Linked DNA regions of Homo sapiens: region 2 is linked to region 1. Evidence: read pairs that join two places in POLR2A ChIA-PET (ENCODE). Cell type or tissue: OCI-LY7. All regions are shown on one strand.

What was found. ChIA-PET counts read pairs that join two places held together with the same protein. Peaks named below come from ENCODE experiments on the same cell type or tissue, not always from the same donor. Only the 100,000 strongest peaks of a DNase experiment are listed, where the experiment ranks them.
Region 2: POLR2A ChIA-PET joins it to region 1 with 5 read pairs; 4 of 35 experiments call an interaction of 5 or more read pairs at or near these places.

The regions. Positions count from the first base shown.
Region 1 is chr2:54,118,139-54,126,138 of GRCh38, forward strand. The region is part of intron 1 of ACYP2 (acylphosphatase 2); the gene reads left to right. Among named protein-coding and RNA genes, the nearest start is that of ACYP2, 6.5 kb to the left of the region's middle. In OCI-LY7, no CTCF peak of the experiment used is centred here; no DNase peak of the experiment used is centred here.
Region 2 is chr2:54,488,965-54,496,964 of GRCh38, forward strand. All of the region lies in intron 1 of SPTBN1 (spectrin beta, non-erythrocytic 1), which reads left to right. It also overlaps the pseudogene C9orf85P1. Among named protein-coding and RNA genes, the nearest start is that of SPTBN1, 37 kb to the left of the region's middle. In OCI-LY7, no CTCF peak of the experiment used is centred here; a DNase peak (open chromatin) is centred at 4,607; H3K27ac peaks cover 696 bases.

The DNA.
Region 1 (8,000 bases):
TATGTGGAAGTTGAAGATCTGGAAATTGATTCCCTGAACATTATGCATGGATCTGTACTCTTTAGAAAGTCTTTGAGTGAACCCAGCGGTATGTTATCCTGCTTTGAAAACTGCCACAATAAGTCACCAAAACACGTAATGTAAAATACGAAAGTGGTGGCAAAGATCACCTGACAGAATGGTCCACTAGAGACAAATGGCAGTAGTGAAGGAGTCTGTGTGTGTGTGTGAATGTGTGACATTTATTATGGGTGTTCTTTGTGCTGAGCATTTCACTGTTGTTTACTTAATCATCACAATTTTGTGAGATGCATGTCTTATTCCTGTTTTAACAAGGACAAAACAGGTGCACAGAGATTCAGTAACTTGGACAAGCCCTTAGTTGACAAATGGGATTTGATTCTACATCTCTCTGACTTTAAAAGTTGTGCTTTCCCATTATAAGATGTTATCTGCTATTACATTATATATTTCTATTAACTATACAATTCCACTTTTGTGCACATAGTGGTAACACGGTATATAATCAATTTGGACCAGCAGTAAAAATATGGAAAAGAGAAACGTACTATACATAAATAGTGGGGTTTAAAAAGTCAACTTTAGGGCAATAATTCCTATAGTTTGCAGTATGCTAAATGGAAGAGAGTACATGCCCACTATTGATCAAGGCATAGTATGTAGTACAAACTCACCATCACATATTTACATACATCTACATTGACATTCCCTGACAATTTAGAATGTGCCAAGCTCTGTACTCAACATTTTACATATATTGTCTCATTTAATCCTCATCCCTGTAACTGCAATGGTTTTTCTCATTTAACAGATGGAGACATTGAGGCGTGGGGAAGTAACTTCTTTCCCAGTTATACACAAGTTAAGAAGTGGGATTTGAATCTTAGTAGTCTTTTTTTTTTTTTTTTTTTTTTTTTTTTTTTTAACAGGGTCTCATTATGTCACCCGGGCAAGATCATAGCTCACTGCAGCCTTGAGCTCCTGGGCTCATATGATCTTCCTGCCTCAGCCTCCTCTTGAGTAGTTGGGACTACAGGCATGAGTCACCATGCCCAGCTAACTTTTTAATTTTTCCTTGGTAGAGAGGGAGTCTCACTATGTTGACTAGGCTGGTTTTGAACTCCTGGCCTCAAGCAAGCCTCCCACCTCGGCCTCACAAAGTTCTGGCCTTATAAGCATGAGCCACTAGCCTGGGCAACAGAGTGAGACTGTCTCTAAAGAAACAATAAAATAAATAAAGTATGGAATAATAAAATTTTAGTGAAAACTGTCTTGTTAGAAATAATGGCTATGAAAGTAAATTCGCAATGGAAGAACCTATAATTGGGAACATTTATTATGGACAAAATACGGATTGATAAAGTCATCATTAAAATATTTGAGTGGAAACTATTCCCAGTGAAAATTGTTTCAATGACATGAAAGTGAACATGGAAAAAATGGAAAATGTTTTAACCCTCCTGTATGGAAAATTGATCAATGAATTAAATTGGCTTGCTTGAGTTTATTGCAGAAAACGTTTTCCAACCAAAAATGATGTGTTGTTAGTATAGGGACCGTACAACTGGTTTAAGCCAATATGGATACATTATTATGAACTAAAGTCCTTACTTTTTTCAAGGTTTCCTTAGTTTTTACCTAATGTCTTTTTTTTGGTTCCAGGATCCCATCCAGATACATTTAGCCCCCTTGCCTCCTCAGGCTCCTTGAGGCTGTGACATTCTGTTAGACTTACCTTGTTGTCGATGACGTTGGCAGTTTTAAGGAGTACTTTGAGGTCAAGTACTTTGTAGAATGCTCCCCAATTGGGATTTGTCTGATATTTTTGTTATGATAAGACTGGGATAATGGGGTATTGGAAGGAAGACCACAGAGGTGAAGTGCTGCTCTTGTCACACCTATCAAGGGTATATACTGTCAATCTGACTTATCACTGTTGATGTTAACCTTGATCACCTGGCTGTGATAGTGTTTGTCTGGTTTCTCCACTCTAAAGTTACTCTTTTTTTTCTCTCTCTCTTTTCATCCTGTACTTTAAAAAATCTTCACATTCTCAAGGAGCTCCACGTTTTTTCCCCATCAACTTCCCTTGCATCAAGGACTTTGGGAGAGGGTTAAGAGAGCTGGGGACTGAGCCCCTGTGCTTTTAGAGTGTTTGTAACTGTGGCCTGGTTTATAATGTTTCTATAGATGTTTAATTATATTTACATCTAGAATAATATAATCTGAAAATTTGAAAGGGAAATTGATTATGCTGTGTATAGATGCTTTGATGCTTTACCAGCTCTCAGGGGAATACTAATGACACTCCTAGAAATGCATTGTGACTATCTGTTGGTATACATGTGCTTAGAATTTTTTTTTGACTGAGTTTTTTTAGAATAAGAGTAGCTTATTTGACTACTGATGACACAGAATTCTTTCAGTGCCACTTTGCCAGCCAGAAATCTCCACGGCTAGTGGCACCTCTGCCCAGGCTTTGCTTGGGCCCACTGGGCTTACTCTGCCCACTTGGCCCAGCAGACTGCGCTCAGGCTGTGCTACTGGTCTGGATCCTGCGCTTGCCTTGGCTCTGTGGTCAGCCCGCAGCTGGTCCAGGGGTGCCGTGACCAACTTCTACCTTGGATGCTGGTGTCTGGATGAGGGGGATGTGGCAGTGCCCAATAACTTGGAGATGCCAGCAACCACAGAGCCCCAAGGTGTGTTACAGCTTTTGCTTGGGGAGTCCTGAGGCCTGAGCCTCCAGAAAGTGTTACACTGTCGTTCATTTCTGCTGTCTGCAGCTTCAGTGAATGGGAGCGTGTCACAACTCATTGGGTCCTGCTGCCTGCAGCTCAGCAAATGGGGGCATGTTGGCACACAATGGTTTTTTCACTCCTATAGCTCGGCGAGCATGAGCATATGTTACAGCTCTTTTTGCACCTGCCATTCGCTCTTGTCCCATGACCAAGAGGAATGAGGTACGCGGACACTGGAGAGTGAACAAGGCAGAGAAGAATTTTATTGACTGACAGAAAAGCTCTCGATAAAGAGAGGGGACCCGAAGTGGGTAGCCCTCTGTGTGAGAGGGGGCCTGAAAGTGGATAGCCATCTGTAAGGCTGAGTCTGGGGTTTTTATGGGCTCAGAATGGGGTGTATGCTAATTGTTCCATGGGTGGGCCTGGAAAAAGCACCATTCAGTTGGCTAAAAGGCATCGAGGAAGTTCTCACTCTGGTTGTGGACTCCACCTGGAACTGGCAACTCGGTTTCAGGTTTCACTTGAAGGTCTGGTTTCACCGGAGACCTGTCCCTGTCTACCGAGGAATTTGTCTGTTTCCTACTGCTATAACTGAGATGAATACCATATTTCTTAAATATTGCTTAAAATGAAAACTGGGATGAATTATTAAATGGCTTTGTCAGATAATGCATGATTTAGAAGTACACATTTTTCTTACATAGACAAGTAAATGGAAAAGCTGTGTTTTAGAGGTTGAAAATATTAAGTACCACCATTAAAGTCAAGAAACATAAATATGGTTAACTCTAATTCCCTCTCCTGTCTTTGTTCTTATAGTATTTTATTTATAGTAGTTATACTTTGTGTTTATCCTTTTAATCATTCTGCTTTCAGCTACAGTTATCTGTGTACACTTGTATGTGTCTCTCACTAGAAAATAATGACAGTATTTTGAAGGTCAGGCTGGTGGCTTGTTTTCATATCCCCTACACGGCTACGCCTCTAGTGGGTCCTTCAAAAGTGAACTGAATTAAATTGAAGTATTTGGGGATATCTGGCTTGGAGAAGAAATTGTAGTGTGATGGCTGTTTTAACTGTTTGAAAGATGCCGTGGTGTATGGCTCCAGGGAACAGAACCTGGACTGATGGTGAAAGGTTAAGTAAGGCAGAATTTTATTCCACATAAGGAAAGCTTTGTAACAATTAAAGATATTTACAGTCATTAAGGGCTGCTTTGTAAGGCAGCATATAGATCACTTCCTGCATTCAAAATTGACACATGCAGTCAGATCCCAGGATGAAATGGTAGGTTACAATATAAAAAATAGGATTTTACATGAAAAGGTGTTGACATTTAAAACTCATCACAGGTTTCTTTAAATATCAGTGTGTGTTTGTCAATTCAAAGTATGATTTACTTTGCAAACATTCCTCTCAGGGTTTCTCACTGACACCTCTTTCCACAAAGTGAGGTACAGTTGTAGTGGACTGGACCTTGACTGAGCAGCATATCGTGCTGGAGTCTTTTATCACCAAAAGGGCTGATGTCTGCCCCAGTTTCCAGAGCAGAGTGTCTGTAAAAAACCTGCATGTGTCATATCAGCTTTCCTTCTCTTCAGCAAGTGAGGTGGAAAAAGTATGGGGAGGCCACGAAAGCCCATAGATAAATCTCCTACAGAAGCCCTGTCCCAAGAGGGCTGTGTTCCAGCCAACACTGATAAAGTGCAGAAAAATGTCTCCACATCTACCTTTTCTTTCTATATAGATATCTATCTGTTGTGCAGTATGCTTCATACTAGGAATCAGGACTCTCAGAAAGATTCTGGGAAAATTCCTGGTGGCTTATGAAACTTTGAGCAGTTGATTCCTGCATGGTTCAGTGCCTTGCAGAGTTAATGGGCTAGAAGTCTTGAGACTCCTTGGCTCACCTTCCTCCCAAGGCTTTAAAATAAGAGTTGTAGTTTGAGGGGCCCAACAAATAACACCTATCTTCATTGTGTGAGTTACTGTCAAGACAAAGAGTAAAGCGGAGTTTTAGGAATGTGATGTCTATCTGCAGGTAAGTGGACTTTATAATGACCTGTACTACAGAATTAAACAGTGGCCACCCCAAACTTCAGGCACAGGGAGGCTACTCTAGGGTAGAGCCAGAAGTATGATCCCTGTGGGTAACTTGCTCCCAGCGGGAGGAAGAAGAGGACATGCCTGGGCTGTGCATGTTTCTCCTTCTAAATTTACCCAGTAGATGAGTCACTGCATGTCCCTGTGACAAGGGCAGGGTAGAAAGTAGCCAGGAATGACACACTAATGATACGCCTCCTCACAGAAGGAATTTCCGCTAGAGAGAAAGATGCTTTCTCCTGCAGAAATAAGTTATAAAATCTAGAGAGAGCTCAGTCATTTAGTTCTACTTGCCGTACTTCAAGAGGATCTTCACTGCAGTTGTTTTGGTATGGAGTGATAGGAAAAAGTCAGGGAGGTTGTACGGTAAGCAAAATTGGAGAATGACTGCCCTTGTTCTACAAATAGAGGTAGGAAGGACTACATCATAGTCCTGTTTTCTGCTTTCCTTTTTTTGTGTGTGTGGCATTAACAAAATTGAGATATAATTTACATAACACTAAATATACAGTAGTTTTTAGTATATTCACAATGTTTTGCAGCATTACCATTAATTCCAGAACATTTCCATCACCCCTCCTTCCCTTTACCAGCTGCTTCCCATTCCCCACCTCATTCCCCCATTCCCCACTTCTTCCTCCATCCCCTGGCATGTTAAAGTGCCTCAGGGAAGTCAGGGACAAAGTCTCTGATGTCCTTGGCCTCTCCCTCAAGATTTCAAGATTGCTGCTTAGCTCCAATCATAATATTCATACCATGATTAGGAGAAAAAAGGGTACCAGTGCAATACCCCGACATGGAGAAACCACTAACTCCCAGCCAAGTCAGCCCCTGTTGAAGAGCTGTCTTGAAAGTCCCAACCAGTGATACGGCTTACATTTCATTGGCCATCCCCACTATAAGGAAGTCTGGGAAACATCAACTGGCACATTGCTGCCCCAAGTAAAATCAGAGTTCTGTTAGAAGGGAAGAATGGGAGAATGGATTTGGGGTATGCAACTAGCTGTGCCTGTCACAGTCGTTCATATATTAAATACACTTCTAAACAATTATTACATTTGATGTTTTTTTCCCAAGTAGTGACACAAAAGGACACATTACAAAAAGATTGTGATCTTGTGTCCATAACCTCTCCTTCAAAACACTGGCTCCGTAACCAAAAACAACCTAAATTTCTATTAAGTTCATATTGAATCTTTTTTTTTTTTTTTGAGACAGAGTTTCATTCTTGTTGCCCAGGCTGGAGTGCAATGGCGCGATGTGGGCTCACCGCAACCTCCGCCTACCAGGTTCAAGTGATTATCCTGCCTCAGCCTCCTGTGTAGCTGGGATTATAGGCATGTGCCACCACGCCTGGCTAATTTTTTGTATTTTTAGTAGAGACGGGGTTTCTCCATGTTGGTCAGGCTGGTCTTGAACTCCCGATCTCAGGTGATCCACCCTCCTCGGCCTCCCAAAGTGCTGGGATTACAGGTGTGAGCCACCACGCCCAGCCCATATTGAATCTTTTCTATATGATTTATTTCAGCCTTGTTTATTTCCATCTATTACTGCCTTAAGCAATGGGTGACACTTTTATTATCCACCCAGTTTGTCAAGAAGTATGAATTTAACCAAAAATTGTGCCTCAAACTTACTGTTTTAAGATTTAATAAATGCATGTGTGTATTGTTACCATTCATAGTTAAAAATGCTTTTATTTGTTTTTTTATTTGTTTGAAACAGAGTCTTGCTCTGTCACCCAGGCTAGAGTGCAGCAGTGTGATCACAGCTCACTGCAATCTCGACCTCACAGGCTCAATTGATCCTCCCCCACTCTATCCTCCCTAATAGCTGGGACTAGAGGCAAGTGCTATCATGTGCTATCTAAGACGCATGTGCTAACTAGAGGCATGTACTGTCATGCCCAGCTACGTTTTGTATTCATATTTTTTGTAGAGATGGGGTTTCACCATGTTGCCCAGGCTGGTCTTGAACTCTGGACTCAAGCAATTCATCTGCCTTGTCTTCCCAAAGTGCTGGGATTACAGGCATGAGCCACCATGCCCTGCCCCAAATGCTTTTAAATTTAAAACTTTGAAAATTTAAACCAAATTAACATATGCACATGGATTTAAAAAAAAAAACTCAAAACAGTATAGAAAAGCTGGTGATAAAAAGCAACAGCTACCATATCCTGCTCCAGTTTCCAACCCCAAATCCTGTATATTCTATAAAACAACCAATTTGACCATTTATTTTTAAAGTCTTGTGGTTTTTATGTCTTTTGTTATGTATATACTATGTGTGTTTGGGCCATAATCCTGAAAGATACAATTCCAAACGCCATAATCTTGCATGTTGAAATTCCAAAACATCAAAATCCTTAAAGTCTAAAATCCCCCAAATCACAGTTCTGAAAGATCAAAAATCCCAAAAATATAATCTGGAAAAAATCATTCAAAGAGTATTTAAAATACTAATTTTTGGCCAGGCACGGTGGTTCATACCTGTAATCCCAGCACTTTGGGAGGCCGAGGCGAGCAGATAACCAGAGGTCAGGAGTTTGAGACCAGCCTGGCCAACATGGTGAAACCCTGTCTCTACTAAAAATACAAAACTTAGCTGGAGATGGTGGCAGGCGCCTGTAATCCCAGCTACTCAGGAGGCTGAGGCAGGAGAATTGCTTGAACCTGGGAGGTGGAGGTTGCAGTGAGCCGAGATCGTGCCATTGCACTCCAGCCTGGGGAACAAGAACGAGACTATGTCTCAAAAAACAAAAACAAAACTAGTTTTTAAACATATTAAAAAGGGGATTCAGGCTGGGCACAGTGGCTCACGCCTGTAATCCCAGCACTTTGGGGGGCCGAGGTGGGCAATCACTTGAGGTCAGGCATTCAAGACCAGCCTGACCAACATGGAGAAACCTGGTTTCTACTAAAAATACAAAAATTAGCTGGGCATGGTGGTGCACGCCTATAATCCCAGCTACTCGGGAGGTTGAGGCGGAAGAATTGCTTGAACCTGGGAGAAGGAGGTTGCAGTGAGCGGAGATTGCACCACTGCACTCCAGCCTGGGCGACAGAGAGAGACTCCGACTCAAAAAAAATAAATAAATAAAAATAAAAAGGAGATTTATTTGAGAAACATTTAAAAACA
Region 2 (8,000 bases), 370 kb after region 1:
AAATAACTTTTAATGCTGGGATTTGACATTAAGAAATGAATGACAAAAATGGGACCAAATAAAATGCTGTAATTGGCCAGACATGGTAGCTCATGCCTGTAATCCCAGCACTTGGGGAGGCTGAGGTGGAAGGATCACTTGAGCTCAGGAGTTCAAGACTAGCCTAGGCAAAACCTGGTCTGTATTTAAAAAAAAAAAAAAAAAAAAAAAACCAGGCATGGTGGTGTGTGCCTACAGTCCCACCTACTCAGGAGGTAGAGGCAGGAGGATCACTTGAGCCCAGGAAGTTGAGGCTATAGTGAGCCATGATCATGCCACTGTGCTCCAACCTGGGCAACAGAGTGAGACCCTGTCTCAAAAAAAAAAAAAATAGTAAATGGTATAACTGAAAGTACCTTGAAAAAATATGGCAATATGCAGTTGCAAGTTGCTGATTTTTAGAATCATAATTCTAAGCCGGATGTGGTGGCTCACACCTGTAATCCCAGCACTTTGGGAGGCTGAAGTGGGTGGATCACTTAAGGCCAGGAGTTTGAGACCAGCCTGGCCAACATGGTGAAACCCCGTCTTACTAAAAATACAAAAATTAGCCAGGCGTGGTGGTGTGCATCTGTAATCTCTGTTCTTGGAAGGCTGAGGCATGAGAATCACTTGAACCTGGGAGGTGGAGGTTGCAGTGAGCTGAGATCGTGCCACTGCACTCCAGCCAGGCTGACAGAGAGAGGGCACCCTGTCTCAAAAAAAACCCAAAAATCACAATTCTGATTTGAGAGCTGATGACAGTTGCAGATGATTAAGAGCTTTTACAAAGAGCGTGCATACATTTAGCAATCTCTAATTGGGAATGTTTTGGAAAACACTCCTGAGAATGTAGGTTATTTATAGAAGATGTCCTTTACTTTGATATAATCTTCCTAATGTGGTTTTTATCAGTTGGATTTTTCTGGATCAACGAGAAGACCTATGAGCCTAAAATGTTTGTAATTCTAGCTGTGTTTCTATAAGAACATGAGAGAACCTCGGCATTAACCATTCTTGCTGGTCTCACAGAACACCCCAAAAATCTGTGCAGTTTTGCTGGAGTGATGACAGAGAATGGAAAACAAGTTTATGAATTTTTTTTTTTTTTTTTGTGAGGCGGAGTTGCACTTGTCACCCAGGCTGGAGTGCAATCTCAGCTCACTGCAACCTCCGCCTCCCAGGTTCAAGCGATTCTCTTCTTTCAGCCTCCTGAGTAGCTGGGATTACAGCTGCGTGCCACCATGCCCTGCTAACTTTTGTATTTTTAGTAGAGACAGGGTTTCACCATGTTGGCCAGGCTGGTCTTGAACTCCTGACCTCAGGTGATCCGCTCGCTTCGACCTCCCAAAGTGCTAGGAGTACAGGCAAGAGCCACAGTGCCTGGCCTGTTTATGAAGATTTTATAAACAGATTTCTAAATTCAGAAAGTATTTAAGGGATCCCCTCTGGTGGCACTTTAATTCAGATGGGGTCCACAAAATAGGAAAATATTTACTAGGAAATTTGAACAATCTTGAAATCACTGAAAATGGTGATGTGATTCTCCAGAAATTTCTGATTGGGAATAAGCACTTTGAAGTAATTGGCTATCTTATTAATCTGCTGTTCCTGAATTTCCCCTTAGTAGCGGACATGCTTTATTGTATTAAGTTGGATAACCACCTTAGTAGCAAAGATGGGCTTGGGCTTCAGTCTGGTCAATAGGCATCTTATTCAGGTAGATGCCAGATGGGAGGGATGGGGACAGCTTAGTGAAGAAGGATGAGGCTGGAGGTGACTCTTGAAAAATGATTAGTGTTAGTTGGAAAGATTAAGGTGTGGGAGAGTCCCACGCAGGGGAACAGCAGGCAGAAAGCCAGGGAGAGAGAAAACAGTGTGTTTTGAGGACCTCTTCTGCTGTGGCTGGAATAAAGAGGGCTGTGTTGAAGAGTGAAGGGAGCTGAGGCCAGGCAAAAACTCTTGCATGCCTTGAGAGGAGGTTTTACCCAAAAGACAAGTGAGGAGGGTGGTGAAACATTTTAGTCAAGCTTGTGTGTTCTTCAAAGCTCGTTTGAGCTCTGGCATGGAAGAGGATGGATTTCAGTTGGGCAAAATTCAGAGCAGGGAAACCAGTCAGGAAGTTGTGGCAATAATTTGGTTAAGAAACTCTAAGGGACCTTACTAAGGTCAAGGTTAGACTTTGTAAATTTTGGGGTCCAGAAAAACTGTTAATAAACTTAACCGACAGGAAGATTCCCCTGGCATCATAGCCTGTCACTGTGAGGATTTACCTTCTTTTTCACATAGTAATAGATTGTGAAAAGTCTCCAAAACCATACTCAAGGATTGAAGGTCACATTTTCTCTTTCGACCATTCTACACTTAGGTAGAAAAAAATTTCATTACCAACTAGATAATAGGATTTGAGCTGTTGTGGTTGACATTCTTGATGAAGGACTGATCAGAAATTCTTGGTCATCTTATGTAAGAATAACTTCTTGGAGTAAATATGTTCCTGAAGAGCTGCCATTTAAAGTAAACTTTTGAATATCATATCTTAAATGCTTTGTAATCATAAACATTTAAATTCTGTGGTTCAAGTAATCATTTTTAAGTAATTTACTTCTAATTTCTCTCTCTTTTTTTTTTGGAGACAAGGCTGTCACCCAGGCTGGAGTGCAGTGGTGCAAACACACTTCACTGCAGTCTCAACCTCCTTGGCTCAAGCAGTCCTTCTGCCTCAGCCTCTTGGTGTGGCTGGGACCACAGATGCATGCTGCCATACCTAGCTAACTTTTCTTTTCTTTTTATTTTTTGGTAGAGACGAGGTCTCGCCGTGTTGCCCAGGCTGGTCTTGAACTTCTAGGCTCAGGCAGTCCTCCACCTTGCCTCCCAAAGTGCTGGGATTACAGTCATGAGCCACTGCACCCAGTTTGTTTCTCTCTTTTTTAAATCCAAATTTTTCTATTAGGCTTTGCAAATAGGCCCTTAAAGAAATAGGCAGCATGGCTGGTAAACAAATTTTGTTCTTTAGATGTTTCCAGAGAAATAATGTGGTATTTTAAGAGCTTTTAACAAGAGACCTCAAGATAATTATTTTTAGGATATACCATAATTTAAAAAATAACTTCTGAATATGAGAGTAATACATTAAAGAATATTCCTGTAATCCTAGAGCTAAGCCATGCTATAATTCTGGTCCAGTTTACGGTTTGCGCTCACATATACACTCACATTTTTATACCCTTTGTTTTTATGGGTTGTATTCATGCTAAAAAATTGTTTTGAAAACACTTTTTATGGCTGTATAAAGTAGGTGTACCCTATTTCTAAAGTAGGTGTGCCCTATTACTGGACATTTAGTTTGTCTGCAGTTGTTTTTTTGTTTTTTTTTTTTTTTGCTACTATAGAAAAGCACAGTGATGAGCATCACTGCATTCATATTTTTATCTGAAGTTGCCTTTTCCCCTAGATCCCTGAAAGTGGATTTGCTGGGTCTGAGGAGTTTTACTTAACACCTTTTTCAAAGGCTGTGTCATTCCTGTGACCTCACTGCAGGTGGTGGACCTACTGCCCTTTGCACCAACTGACTGACTGCTGTGGTAGATGCCTTCGAACTTAGGCAAGCTAGTAACATTTTATATGGGGTTTGGTTTTTACTGAAAAGGTTTGCTTCTGGAACATTTATGTAAGTTACAGCAGTCTTCATGCTGAGGACACATGGACACGTCTCTTATGTCTCAAGCAAAGATACCCCCAGCCTGATGTAGAAATGTAATTGACTACTGAGTGGATTTCCTTTCATGTGGAATAGAATGAGATTTATTGGCTTGTATAAACTAGAGCAGAAAAGTTAATAGAAATAATAAAAGCTATCAGACTCTGTTTAGCTCTGTTATGCTATTACACTCAGATCCTTTAAAAACTGTGTTTAGAAAATTGTTGTGCAGTTTAATATGTCTGCAGAATATTGAATACAGTGTCCATCAGAAAATCTAATCCTTTTTTAAAGTTTAGATAGAACTAAATAACATATCTTTTTTTTTTTTTTTTTTTTTTGAGACAGGGTCTCACTCTATTGCCCAGACTGAAGTGCAGTGGCACAATCAGAGCTCACTGCAACCTCCGCTTCCTGGGTTCAAGGGATTCTCCCACCTCAGCCTGCTGCGTATCTGGGACCACAGGCACACACCACCATGCCTGGCTGATTTTTGCATGTTTTGTAGAGATGGGGTTTCGCCATGTTGCCCAGGCTGGTCTCAAACTCCTGGGCTTCAGTAATCCTCCCACCTCAGCCTCCCAAAGTGTTGGAATTACAGGCATGAACCACCGCACCCGGCCTAAGGAGCATATCTTGATGTTTCTAGTTTTCTTATAATTTCCTTCTGTGTTCTGGGTTGCTCTTACATATATATTCTATAAATTGTGTGTTTTGTGTTTTCTTTTTTGGGGGGTTGGGGGAGACAGTCTAACTCTTGTCACGCAGACTGGAGTGCAGTGGCGTGATCTCAGCTCACTGCAACCTCCCCCTCCCAGATTCAAGTGATTCTTGTGCCTCAGCAGAGTAACTGGGACTACAGGTGTGTATCACCACGCCTGGCTAATTTTTGTATTTTTAGTAGAGACAAGGTTTTGACATGTTGGCCCGGCTAGTCTTGAACTCCTTGCCTCAAGTTATCCACCTGCCTTGGCCTCCCAAAGTGTTGGGATTACAGGCATGAGCCACCACACCTGGCCTTATTTTTATGTGTTCTGAATTTAGGTTAAAATTGAAGAAGAGGGTCCAAGACTAAGTGCCAACATAGATATTTGCAGGTGAAATTGCTTTTCTTTGTGTAGCCCATGTTGTATTACTTAATAGCCTCTTAAACTGGAGACCCCTGATACCTTACATTCAAATGTGAGTGATGATAGGGTGTCTATCAAAGACAACAGAAGTTAATATAACTTCCCCAAAGTCACGTGAGTGGGTTACTCTCTTTACTTGGAACACATGCAAAGAAAGGGTCCTCCTTCAACACTTGAAGATAATCACAGTGTCATGCTCTTTCTCATAAATGCCACTGTAGAGAGTACAGAGAAAAATGCAATTAATGGTGCTACCCAAATCCTGAAAAGAATGAGGTACGGTGTAGGAATTGGACAGCAGACAGAGTGCAAGTTTTTACATAATTGTAATTAATACAGACATGACTTACTTGAGAAATTTAAAATGTGAATATTTTAAAAATTACAGAGGATGATTATTCACATTATAAAGTGACTCATCATCCCTTTTAAAAAGGACTTATCTTTTAAGAGGATATTCCTCTGGTGCATTTGAGTCCTTGTCTGCTCATTGTTTTAAACAACTTGCAGTTTTTTTAACAAATTACAGTATGACCTGTGATATTACCCAGACATTCAATTCCGAGGTATTTAACTAGAGATACCTAGGAATGAAATGAAAACACATATTCGTACAAAAAAAATACACAAATGTTTATAGCAGCTTTATTTGTAGTAACCCCAAACTGGAAACAACCTACATGTCCATCATGGGTGAATGGATAAACAAACTGTTGTAGCCATTTAATGGTATACTATTCAGCAGTAAAAACAAACTATTGGTATATGTAGCAACATCAGTGAATCTGAGAATAATTATACTGGGTAAGCAGCCAGACAAAAAAAGAGTTCTAACTGTATGATTCCATTTATATAGAAATTACAAACTAATCTCTAGCGACAGAAAGCAGATCCATGGTCGTCTGGAGGTGGAGAATAAGGGTAAGTGAGGATGGGCCAGGAGGCATGGACTCCAAAGAGGCATGGGAAACTTAGGAGTGATGGGTATGCTCATTTTGTTGATGGCAATGATGGTTTCACAGGTATATACATAGGTCAAAACTTGCCAAATTGTGTAATATGCACATTGTATATCAGTTATACCTGAATAAAGCTGTTTTTTTTTAAAAAAAAAAAAATGTCCTGAAAAAAGTTCTGTCTTCCCTTGTCTGCCAATTGCACCGTTCTTTATATCTCATCCAGCCTGCTCACAGTCAAGAACAGGGGCAGAAGTGGGCTGACAGGTGTAGTGCAGTGTGTGGAATGCTGTGACAGGTGTGGGCACAGAAGGTACAATGAAGACCCCCTGGAGGAGGTGAGCTTGAGGCGAGTGTAGAGAGGGCATCTCAGAGGCAATTCTGAGAATCATAGGAGGTTGCAGGTGTGTGGCAGAGGTTGGTCTGGAGGACAGCAGGGACCATACATTTGGAGCATTGTTTTGAAAGCGTTGTACATCACTGACGGGTGGTAAGCAGGGGACAGACAAAATCAACTCGGCTTTGCCCACTCTGGGAAGATGAAGAGGCAGGAATCCCAGGTTCAGAGCTCAAGGAACCCTTATGTGATGCCACCCCCTCAAATCTGTTTAAATCATATTAGGAGAACCTTGTTGTCCAAGAGGGCTCTGTCTTGCTAGACAGTTCTGCGTTGTCCAGGAAACTGCAGACTACATTGGAATCCTACCTGTACAAATACTTAAGATGTTTCATTTCAAAAATAAAGTGTTCTCTGTAGAAATTAAGGAAAATACACTTAAGAAAAATAAGAAAATTTAAATTGCCTTTAATCCCACCACCCAGTGCTAAATACTTTTAACATTTTGGTGTATATTGTTTCAGATATATGTATGTTTTAAAACAAAATTAGAATCATAATTTGCATGTGTTTTTACCTTTATTTCCTCTGAGCATTATTCCATGTTTTATGTAGACATAAAATATCATTGTTTTTATTTGATGCATGAGAGTCTACATATTATATGTATGGTGATTTATTTAACCAATAACCTCTTTTGGGGATTTTTTTGGTTGTATAATTTTGTTTAAAAATTCTGGGAAAACCATAATTACTTTATTAAAAAGCAAGTAAATCAAAGAATATAGTTAATTTTTTTATTAACAGGTGCAGTTTCTTAATTCATATTAAAGAAAAATAGCCTTGGTCTAGTAGACATTTTAACTAAATGAAGGGAGGATGGTCCCCTTCTAGAAGTACACATGGGCTTATACAGTAGTTCTTTGTTACCCAGTGATAATTATTTCATCTGTGCTATTCCCAAAAAGTAACCATCTATGGGAACTCTGTTGTTCCCAAAGGAAGATTTACTCCCCATATCAGAAATATGTTAAAAAAAAGTATAAATAGGCCAGGCACGATGACTCACACCTGTAATCCTAGAACTTTGGGAGGCTGAGGCAGGGTGGATTGCCTAAGCTCAGGAGTTCGAGACCAGCCTGGGCAACACAGTGAAACCCCGTCTCTACTAAAATACAAAAAATTAGCCAGGCATGTTGGCGGGCGCCTGTAATCCCAGCTACTCGGGAGGCTGAGGCTGGAGAATTGCTAGAACCCAGGAGGCGGAGGTTGCAGTGAGCCGAGATTGCGCCACTGCACTCCAGCCTGGGCGACAGAGTGATACTCCGTGTCTTAAAAAAAAAAAAAAAAAAAAGTATGAATAACAGTAACAGCTAACATTTTTTTTGGAATACTTTTATCTTCTACATATTATTAGAAGCATTTCACATGTATTAACTTATTTAGTCATCAAAACAGTTCTAGATGTAAGTTCAGTTATTTTTCTGTTTAACAGATACGTAGACAGAAGCACAGAATGTTAGTAACTTACCCAAATAAATGATCAACTTATATGAAAACATATCCATCATCACTAGTAAGCAGACTTGCAAATGATAATAACAAGCTATCACTTTGGAGACCTGCAGTGATCTTAGAAACTTAATACTTGACGCTGATTAAGGTAGAAGGAAACAGGCCCTCTGTACAAGGTTGATGGGAGGGTCCATTTCTGTAGAGCAGTTGGTTTCCTTCTAGAAAATTTATCCTATGAAGATAATTGGACAAGGTTATAATGATATTACTGTGCTCATGGAAGTATTGAGAATAGTGAACAACTATGTGTCCTGTAATAGGGACTTGGTTAAATAAATTTTGGT